Regions from separate parts of the Homo sapiens genome. Here region 2 is linked to region 1. A link is an interaction called in ENCODE POLR2A ChIA-PET data of the cell type or tissue named here. Cell type or tissue: PC-9. All regions are shown on one strand. Links, peaks and the distances in the headings refer to the core of each region. The heading gives the core; the rest is flanking DNA.

Evidence for each region. ChIA-PET counts read pairs that join two places held together with the same protein. Peaks named below come from ENCODE experiments on the same cell type or tissue, not always from the same donor. Only the 100,000 strongest peaks of a DNase experiment are listed, where the experiment ranks them.
Region 2: POLR2A ChIA-PET joins it to region 1 with 7 read pairs; 1 of 35 experiments calls an interaction of 5 or more read pairs at or near these places.

Annotation. Positions count from the first base shown.
Region 1 is chr5:136,009,039-136,014,424 of GRCh38, reverse strand. No RefSeq gene overlaps it. Among named protein-coding and RNA genes, the nearest start is that of TGFBI, 17 kb to the left of the region's middle. In PC-9, for the core only: no CTCF peak of the experiment used is centred there; DNase peaks (open chromatin) are centred at 2,204 and 2,854; H3K27ac peaks cover 2,084 bases.
Region 2 is chr5:136,724,157-136,729,542 of GRCh38, reverse strand. No RefSeq gene overlaps it. Among named protein-coding and RNA genes, the nearest start is that of CTB-1I21.1, 8.1 kb to the left of the region's middle. In PC-9, for the core only: no CTCF peak of the experiment used is centred there; a DNase peak (open chromatin) is centred at 5,182; H3K27ac peaks cover 866 bases.

The sequences.
Region 1 (5,386 bases), core at 291-5,290:
TGGGGTTGCAGGCATATGGCAGGATTTATTAAAGAGCCAGATAACTTCTTTCATTATTATCTTCTTAGTCCCAAACCACAGGTCTCAAGAGAAATGTTAGAAAGTGTTGCTTCCCTAGTACACATAAGAGAATAGATATTTAGCAGAGACAGAAATGAGTCAGCCTCTCTCCCTGTGTCTCACCTAGGCATGTGCTGTTAAGGCCAGTACCCCGCAGGGCCCCAGGTTAGAGCGGGGCAAATTTATATTACACATTTAAAAGGGCCTCTTGAGTGTTAGGCTTGGAACAGGCTGCAGAGGCTGCTGGGCGGCTTCCCAAGGAGAGCTTTAAGAACATACAGCCATCTATTACACTTGGCTGAGGACAAGCCCTGCAAAGAGGGAGGATGGGGAAAAAGATTTCTGAAGGCTGCTGCTACCTTGGGGTTTTTTTGGGGTCATTTTTGTTTTGTTTTTATTTGTTATGGATACAGAATAGTTGTGTGTATTTATGGGGTACATCTGATGTTTGGATACAGGGCATACAATGTGTAATGATCAAATTGGGATAATTGTAGTATCCGTTACCTCAAGTTTTCATCATTTCTTTGTGTTAGGAACATTTCAATTCCACTCATTTAGTTATTTAAACATACACAATAAATCATTGTTAACTACAGTCTCCCTGTCGTGCTACTGAACACTAGATCTTATTCATGCTATCTAACTGCATTTTTGTACCCAGTAACCATCCCCACTTTACCCCCCCATTCCTGCTGCTCTTCCTTACCTCTGGTAATCATCTGTATCTCCATGAGATCAATTTTTTAAAAATTTTAATTCTTACATATGAGTGAGAACATGTGAAAAATGTGTCCTTCTGTGCCTGGCTTATTCCACTTAACGAAACCAGACCCTTATCTCAAGACTTAAATCTAAACCTGAAACTATGAAACTACTAAAAGAAAACATTTGGGAAACTCTTCAGGACATTGGTATGGGCAAAGATTTCTTGAGTAAGACCTCGAAAGCACAGGAAACCTAATCAAAAATGGACAAATGGGATCATATCAAGCTAAAAAGCCTCTGCAGAGCAAAAGAAAAAATAACAAGCAAAAGGACAACCCACATAATGGGAAAAATATTTGCAAACTACCCACCTGACAAGGGATTAATAACTGGAATATATAAGAAGCTCAAACAACTCAATAGGAAAAAATCAAATAATCCAATTAAAACATGAGGAAAAGATCTGAATAGATATTTCTCAAAAGAAAACATACGAATGGCCAACAGGTTTGTGAAAAAAATGCTCAACATCACTAATCATTAGAGAGATGCAAATCAAAACTACAATGAGATATCATCTCACCCCAGTTAAAATGGCTTTCATCCAAAAGACAGGCAATAATAACAAGTGCTGGTCAGGATGTGGAGAAAGGAGAACCCTCATACACTGTTGGTGGAAATGTAAATGAGTACAACCGCTATATAGAACAATCCTCAGAAAACTAATAATAGAGCTACCATTCAATCCAGCAATCCCACTGCTGGAAATAATTCCAAAAGATAGGAAATCAGTATATTGAAGAGATATCTGCAATCTCATGTTTATTGAAGCACTACTCACAATAGCCAGGATATGGAATCAACCCAAATGTCCCTCAGTGGGTAAACGAATAAAGAAAATGTGGTACATATGCAGAGGAATATTATTCAGCCATAAAAAGAATGAGGTCCTGTCATATGCAACAACATGGTTGGAGCTAGAGGACATTACCCTGGGGTTTTGTGATGTGTACAGCTGGCCTCAGGTCAGAGCCAGTAGAAGTTGCAGCTCTTCTCTGATTTTTGCTTAAGTGCCTGTATCTCCACAAATGTTTCCAACTTCCACTCTACTATGAGGTCTCACTCTACACAGGAACTTCAGCTCAGAGGAGAAAAAAATAGAACCTTCTAGACCAAACACCAAGAAACTTTTGTTTGCTCATGTCTGTACATGCATCTCTTCATAGAATAAAACAGTTGTGGAATATCTAAATTCTGATCTGCCTCTTGTCTCAACAGATGTTTAAGAAAATGACACCTTAAAGTTAACTAAGAACTCAGAGATTCATATTTTGAGTACAAAATTTTTGATGAGATCTGCAGTTTTGCCGTTTATAGAGAAATGCATGAATTAGACACTTAGGGTAAGAGGAAGTGGCTTACTAAATATCAGCGTTAATTCTTGAGATTCCATTTAATTGCACAACATTCTACTTCCTCTTCCTCAAGTAACATGAACAAGCAATTGTCTGAAATATTAAACACATAAAACTACAGCAAATATTAACAAATTCTAAAATTGTATATGTGTGTTCTTCATATGCAAAAAAATATGGTATCATAGGAAGAAAATATCATATACCTGAGAGAGCCTTCCCCCTCTCCCCTATTCCTTAGAGATTCTAGGAAACCATTTTTCAAGTTCTTTTCTGATTTTCAAAACCACAGGCTGACAACAATAAGTAGTTAGCTTTTAAATCTTTTACTACAACCACCCAGATTAAATTGTTCCCTTATTAATCTAGGGAAAATAATTACCAGGCAAAAGATCCTCTTTTGTCCATTAGCCATGATTTATTTCAAATGCGTGCTTTCAGTCCACATTCAATTTTTTTCACATATGTGAACACTTAGATATTGAAATTCTTTTCCTGTCAGCTGTCAATGTGCATTGCTTTTTAATCCAAAAAAGACTTAAAAGATTATCAGATAAAAAGTATTTCAAAGCTTAAAACGAATCCTCCTATTGTATTCCCAACTACCTTATATCTCCTATCGTAAGGTTATATTAAGTGCTTTTGGCTGTTTTCCCAAACATCCAGACATGTTTTATGTGAAGTGTGAGTCATGGCAGCTTTGCTTTCATGGTTCAGGACAGTCTCCTTGAAGCGGGAACTAAATGGTGGAATCTTAAGTTGTTGGTGATGATGGATTGGGAACTGGACATTTATCCAAGTGCAGAAAATGAAATAGGAAAATGTTTCTTGCCAGTTTTAAATCAAAGGAGCTAATTGCCTTACTCGAGTTGTGTCTACTAAGTAGCATGGGATTGTGACAGAGCCTGGAAAGAACAGAAGTTAGAGAGAAGCTCCCTCATGAATGAAATAATTTAAACTCTAGACTAAAATGTGAATTTGTTAGAGTTTCAGGAAAAAAAAATTTATTCCTCTTCCTCCATTTGATGTTGTTTCTATATGGTAAAGAGTTATGATGGCAATTTCCACAGACTGTGAATCTAGTTATTTCCTAAAATGTCAATTTGAATCCAAATGCAAGTTAACATCTGTGTGATGGGACAAAAATGATGAATGCATTTGTTTCTAGGGTCTTTGCTCTTTGACATCCTATCTAAGAAGAGTTTCATTTCTGCCAGACCAGTAATAGGAGATTTTGTGTTTTTAAATCAAGATATCAGGGCAAAGAAGAACCACAGAGCAAGGAGAAAAACGTGAAGACTTCTAGGTAGTCTTAATTGATCTGATCCATGGCTGTCCAGTAGAAATACAACCTGAGCTACATATGTAATTTTATACTTTATAAATATAAAATCATATTTTATAAGTAGCCATATTACGAAAGTAAAAAGAAACAGGTACAAATTAATCTTAAAAATATTTCTATGGAAGCCAATATATTTAAAACATTATCATTTTAACATGTAATCAATATGAAAAACATTAGTCAGACATTTTATATTTCTTTTTTTCTCATCTCAAGTCTTCAAACTCCAGTGTGCATTTTACACTTATAGCACATCTCAAATCAAACTAGCCATATTTCAAGTGCTTAATTAGCCACATATGGCAGTGGCTACCATATTAGACAGCACAAATCTAGATAATTAATTCCTCGGAGGGAGGCATAGAAATAAAGAAGAAAAGCCATAAGAGCTGTGGATTTAGGAAGAGTTTTGGCAAGGGTAAGAACTTTGAAGAGAGCTGGCTGGAGCAGCTGTGGACTGTCTGGTGAATGTATGGAATTCCCATGGAGCATGTACTTAGATCCCTTATATAACTTTCTTTTCTTTTTTTTTTTTTTTTTTTTTTTTTTTTTTTGAGACAGAGTCTCTCTGTCTCCCAGTCTGGAGTGCAACAGAGAGATCTTGGCTCACTGCAACCTCCATCTCCCAGGTTCAAGAGATTCTTATGTCTCAGCCTTCCGAGTAGCTGAGGTTACAAGCACACGCCACCGTGCCCAGCTAATTTTTTTTTTTTTTGGAGATGGAGTCTCGCTCTGTCTCCCAGGCTGAAGTGCAGTGGCATGATCTCGGCTCACTGCAACCTCCGCCTCCTGGATTCAAGTGATTCTTCTGCTTCAGCCTCCCGAGTAGCTGGGACTACAGGTGCACGCCACCATGCCAGGCTAATTTTTGCATTTTTAGTAGAGATGGGGTTTCGCCATGTTGGCCAGGCTGGTCTCAAACTCCTGGCCTCAAGTAATCTGCCTGCCTCAGCCTCCCAAAGTGCTGGGATTACAGGCATGAGTCACCACACCCAGCCATATAATTTTCAAGGAGCAAAATACTTGAGTTATTTTGAAATTAATTAGGGTGGATGGACTGTGTTTCTTTGAATAGCACCTCCTTGAAACTGGACCACTTGGTGCTGGCTGTATAAGGGTTATATATCCAATCATGGATGAAGGAGAGGTAAATAAAAATGCAGGGTAGAAAGATGCTGATGGTCGTGGGCCATTCCCCATGTGGGAGCGGTGGGCAGAGGCCTGACCTCTATTATTATCTGGATCTGCACAAGGAACCTCTGTCCTTGATTTGGCATGAATGACAACCAGCCCAAGAAGACATGAAGCCAGCACATCAATCATATGCAAGAGAGGACATCAATTTGAAGGGCCCATTGGTGCTTTGAAGCAACGATCTGGAAACTCTTGGAGGAAACAGGCACAGCCCACATGGTATAGATCCTGACCTGTGGAGCAGTGTGGGAGGTTACCTGGCTGCAGCAGCAGGAAGCACACAGGATAAAGGACTCCGGCCACCACCTCCACCACCCTCTGGTGCCCCATAATCAGAACATGAATGAACAGGATTGACTGGCACTTGGGCCTTCACACTCAGTAGAAGCCCAAGGGCGAGTATAGCCTAGAGCTCTGAACTCAGATCAGATGGAAGTAAGAGGATTCCAAATCAGCTTGTCAGCACCATTCTTGAGGCCCAATCTCATGGGATCCTCTGAAAGAAATACACTGCCTCATGAGAGTGATCTATTCACCAAACCATCTTTCTGGAACTGGGGCCTGGCCCCAGGGTCCCTCGATAATCCCATGGATGTGATTCCTAAAATTCCTCAGAATATCTGGTTGACCCAGCATAGGTGAAAGAGAGTCAGATGTCCCACTG
Region 2 (5,386 bases), core at 191-5,190, 720 kb before region 1:
GGGAAGGCCATCCTGGTCCAGAAAAGGAGCTCATAAGTCCTTGCAGAGGACAGAAGGAAGGACAGAGGCTGTACAGGAACCACTCCTGCTCTTTTTATCCTCAAAGCTACCTGGATACTGGTCATGCTGGTGGTTTTCAAATTTGGTTTTATGATGCCTCAGGATGAACACTTATTTCAAAATTCATCACAGAAAATATAGAATGTTCTTGAAATGAAGGATACTTGTTAATGCATATGCCTTACACCCAAAGAAGGGTTGAAGCAGCCCGCTTATGCCGCTCAGCGCTGCACCAGAAGGTAATGAATGCAGGGGGCTCCTCAGCTGAGATGTTGTCCCCTCCTGGGCTTCCCACACATTGCTGATGTCTTTTGATTATTTAATGCTAAACAGCACCTCCCTCTACAACAGATACTAGTTTTGGACGACTGCACTTTTAAGACCAGAGGAGGTAAAAATTTTTAGAAGAAAGGGGAGAACCAAGATAAGCTTGGCCTCTCTGGTGATGCTCTGGCCTTCTATCCCCTAGAAGTGATTTTTTTCTCCCAACCAAGGCTCTGTCCTGAAACCTGGCCCCATCTTCCAAACAAGCTCTGCTTGCCCTTGGTTCTGACCCCAAACTCCAATTTTCACACACTGCTCAGATTAGATGTTTCCTGCAGAGCTGACCTAGCCTCAGACTCCAGGCCCCTCCATCCTCCCGGCCCCTGCTTGGCCTCATTTCACACTCCTGCATCTGACCTTCGGTCCCACTCCCACCACACCTGCCCTGGCCTCCAACTGCTTTTGGCTTTTCCTGCCTCAGTGCTGACAGCTGGCCGTGGCTGCTTCCAATTGAACTGCTAAGGAAGAGAGACTCCTTCCCACCGCGTTACATCTGAGTTGCTTCTTAATCAGGCCCAGGATCCTGGAAGGAGAGATGGGGCAGGATGAACCCTCCAAGTGTGCTTTGGGCCTTGCTTAAAAATGGGAACAGACAAGCCTGCCACCCTGGGGCCCACACCCCTGCTATCCTGTCCAAAAATAGACCCAGAATCCTCAGCTTGTGGGGAGACCACATAGACACTTACTGATGGTTCAGAAGACGGCATCTTACAAGGCTACCTATTTGACCAAACTCTTAGATTTTCAATTTCTTATTTAATTGTTTTCTAGTTCCTTCTCCTTTTTCTGCTTATCATGATAGCTCCCACTGGACAGGCTGAGGTGTGTGTGGCTCTATATAAGAACATGAATTCTCTAATAAGTCATGGCTTATGGGGATGCAGGGGCCTGTCTTTCCTAAGCAAGATCACTTCTCTGATCCTTGTCCCAGAGCTCTGAATGTGTTTTGCCTTTCCAAGAGTAGAGATATCATCAGATTTTCACATTTCATAAAGTCACTATGGTTCGGGATATAGGAGAGATCAGAGGCAAGACTAGATAATTAGAGCTTTAAGAGTCATTTTAAGGGTCTTGATAAGGGGCATTGAGGACATCTATTGTCCATGACCATTTGTGATGACTTAGTTGAGCCTAAGTGGCTTTATACAAAAGAGGCTCTCAGAACAGTCTGCCTGTTCCCTACCTCCCACTTTCCCAGCACCCAATTTAAGTTTTGAACCTTATCATTATGTAAGAAAGACATCCACCAGCTGCAGGAGGGATGGAATCAAAATCATAGTCTGCCTATCCACAGGCCATTTATGTCCTGAGGGCTTCCCAATCACTGGAAAATGAGGCCCTGAAATCCAACCCATCAGATTAATACCTCCATCAGAGTGAAAGCAACAGAGTTAGAGTGAAATCGTGATTTGAATTCCTTCCTCTAAGCAAGCTTGTCCAATCTGTGGCCCATGGATAAGACCCAGGACAGCTTTGAATGTGGCCCAACACAGAACTTTTTTTTTTTTTAAGCTCATCAGCTTTTGTTAGTGTTAGTGTACTTTATGTAGGGCTAAAGACAATTCTTCTTCTTCCAATGTGACCCAGGGAAGCCAAAATATTGGACACCTCTGGTGAAGCAGAAGTCAATTCCTAAGAGCCTTTGGGCTTAAGAGTAATTGGCCACTTATGCCTCTTCACTGGCATCTTCTTTGACTTCCTTCAAGGACAGAAGAGGATTAGCTGGGCATGGTGGTGCACACCTGTAGTCCCAGCTACTCAGGGAACTCAGGTAGAAGGATTGATTGAGCCAGGAGTTCAAGGTTACAGTGTGCTATGAGTGTGCCACTGCACTCCAGGCTGAGTAACAGAGTAAGATTCTTTCTTTCTCTAAAAATAGTAATAATACATAATAAAAGGAAAGTAGAGGGATATTTGGGCCCAACCTGGGAAGCCAAGGAGCAATATGGGTGAAGTAGAGAAAGGTAGTTTTCTAAAGGAGGTAGAAAGGTTTGAGGCTTCAGTGACAGGAATATCATTTAAGAAGCATCCCAGAGACATCATGAGATGGTGGAACATAAAATATCCCTCAGACAGTAGGTGCATTTTCAGTTATGAATTAAAAGACATTGAATTCAAAGTTGTCAGCATACTTGGCACATTAGATTCTCTGTTAATGAAAGAGAAGGTTTCAGTTAGTCTTTGTTTAAACTTTTGAAAATTTGACTTTTTTGAAAATTGTTAGAGAGTATGAGCTGGTGGGGAGAAGACCAACAAATGATAACCCAGGTAGAAGGGCATGACTCTAATCAGAGGTAGAAAAAAAGCACATGGACAAAGATCAAGCAAACACAATGCCTTCCCATCACTTGGATGATAAGGATTAAGAAAAGAGGAAGGAAGGAGAGGAACTATATGGCAGAGCTTTAGTGACTCAAATCCAAGTATGTGACATCTTTCTTAATAGCTTGAAATCTATGGGTATGCAGCCAAGCCTAGAATAGCAGAAGAATCCTGCGGGAAGCAGCAAGACAAGGACAGAACCAAGCAAGTGTTCACTCATCTCGTGGGTCAAAAAAATAGTTTATAGGCTTTATATTTGTACAGTACTAATCCTATTAATAAGGAGTAGCTTCTTAAAGCTCTGTATTGAAAAAGTGTCTGAGGCTCTGTCTGGGATCAACAGTAGAGTACTGCAATTGATTAGTGGTATCTGCCATGGGTCCAGGGTTGGAGAGTGGGCTCAACTAATGTGGGAAAAAGGAGTGCTACTTGTGGCACAGTGTATCCCACTGATACTCTCTATACTGGGGTTTAGGTTCAAAGGCTCAACTAACACTGAAGTGTGTCTGTCTTTTATACTTGTCCTGCATCTTATTTCTCTTGGGGACTCGTAGGGAAAGTGGATGGATCATGAGTAGAATGTATTTCTAGATTCCTTGGCCATGAAACAAATCCAAAAGGACCTGTTATTAATGCCCCAAATTTTACACACAGACTACCTTTGGAATTTGGGACCTAAAATTCCAGGTGGGGATTCTAGAGGTTGCTTTGGTTACTTGGGGGATGGGGTAGGAATGGAATCTCTTGGTGGGCTTCAAGAGTCATTCCCAGTTTCCTGCCTTCCTTCCTGCCCAAAGGAAGTGATGCTCATGTCTCTGGTCCCATCATCCAGGACATCACTGAATACCTCCCAGCTCAGGCCAGGAGGACCTAAGGGGATGTAAAGACTTGAGTTAAGATGACACAGTTCACCTTTGTTTAACACAGAAGTATCATGAGGGGGAGGTTGACATTATCTACCTGGATCTCATCACTGCTGTTTCCTCTAACAGCCAGAGGTAGATGTTCAGGTACCCATATGAAAAGATTCTAGGCATAAAAGTAGATTGAGTATGGATTCTCATTTATGGGTTTGGGAACCCCCTCAAGGATTTAGCACAAGAAACCTACATGGCAGCCCCAACAGCTTAACTGCAAAGACTTCCCTCTCTCATGATGACAATTCATGTTACACAGTCTGAGTTCAAATAAAACAGCCCCCAATTGCCTTTGGGCCAGAATTCACATAATTTTGTTCATAAGAATATATAAATCAGGCCAGGCATGGTGGCTCATGCCTGTAATCCCAGCACTTTGGGAGGCCAAGGCAGGCAGATCATGAGATCAAGAGATCAAGACCATGCTGGCCAACATGGTGAAACCCCACCTCTACTAAAAATATAAAAATTTAGCTGGGTGTGGTGACTTGTGCCTGTAGTCCCAGCTACTTGGGAGGCTGAGGCAGGAGGATAGCTTGAATTCGGGAGGCGGAGGTTGCAGTGAGCCAAGATCGCGCCATTGCACTCCAGCTTAGTGACAAAGTGAGACTCTGTCTCAAAAAGCAAAACAAAACAAAAAACAAAAATATATAAATCAAAACACTGGTCAAGTGCTAAGTACCAGGTCAATAAGACTTTGGTTTTCTTGTAATGTTCGCACTTTGTCATCAGGTAAATAAAATGAACAAAACAAAACAAAACAGTGATTATTTTTAAGATAACATTACAAAATTGAAAGGACCACACAATTATTTGGGAATATGGCAGGAAACAAATTTAAATTTAACTACGGGATATTACTATATTACATATATTGTTTGAGGACAGCTTTGTATAACTCATTTCTGTATTCCCCAAAATGTTTGAGCAGAGTAGGTGTGCTCTGTAGCATTACTAAACTGAAAAGATGGGATTGCAGTGTTGAGTAATAAAAATATCCCTGTACTTAAATTTGAATTTGTTTCCTGTCATATTCCCAACCCCTAGAATAATACCTGGCACACAGGAGAAGCTCTTACTAGCAACACAAATAATATGGTCACGGGCAAGCTTTTAACCTGTTGGAGCCTCAGACTTCTTATGAGTAAAATGTGGATAAACATGTCCACGTTGTTTCATGCCTTTATTCAGCGTAGCTTCCTCTTCCAGAAATGTCTTAACCCTCTCTTTTCAAGACCTTGCTCAGGGGTCAGTTTTTCTTTGAAGCTTTTCTTGATGTTGTAAGGGCCAAGGCCTTTGGCCCTTTGGAGATTTGCTGAAAATGATGGACATGAGGCAGACTGAGTAATAGGAGATAAGGCATACAAATTTATTTAATGTGTATACGTAGGAGCCTTCAGAATGAAGACCCAAGATACAGGGGAAATTATCCATTTTTATACTTAGGTTCAACCAAGTATGGACAGCCATGTAGAAACATAGACAGGAAGGTATGATCTGATCTAACAGACTGAGTAAACCCAGCAAGGCCTGTCTGTCTAGATTCTTCTTGGCCTTGCTAAGCACACATTCCTCCCTTCTGGGTATGGGGCAGGCCTCTCTCTGGAATGGGATTCTAATGACCTGCAGTCAAACAAGGTAGGTCATATAATTTCTTTATGGCCAGTTTTTGCATGGAATATTTTAAGTTTTATGGATGGATTTTTAGAAAAGCAGTTCTTGTTTCTATGATCTGCTTTGGGGAAGCGGGATTCTAGTTTACA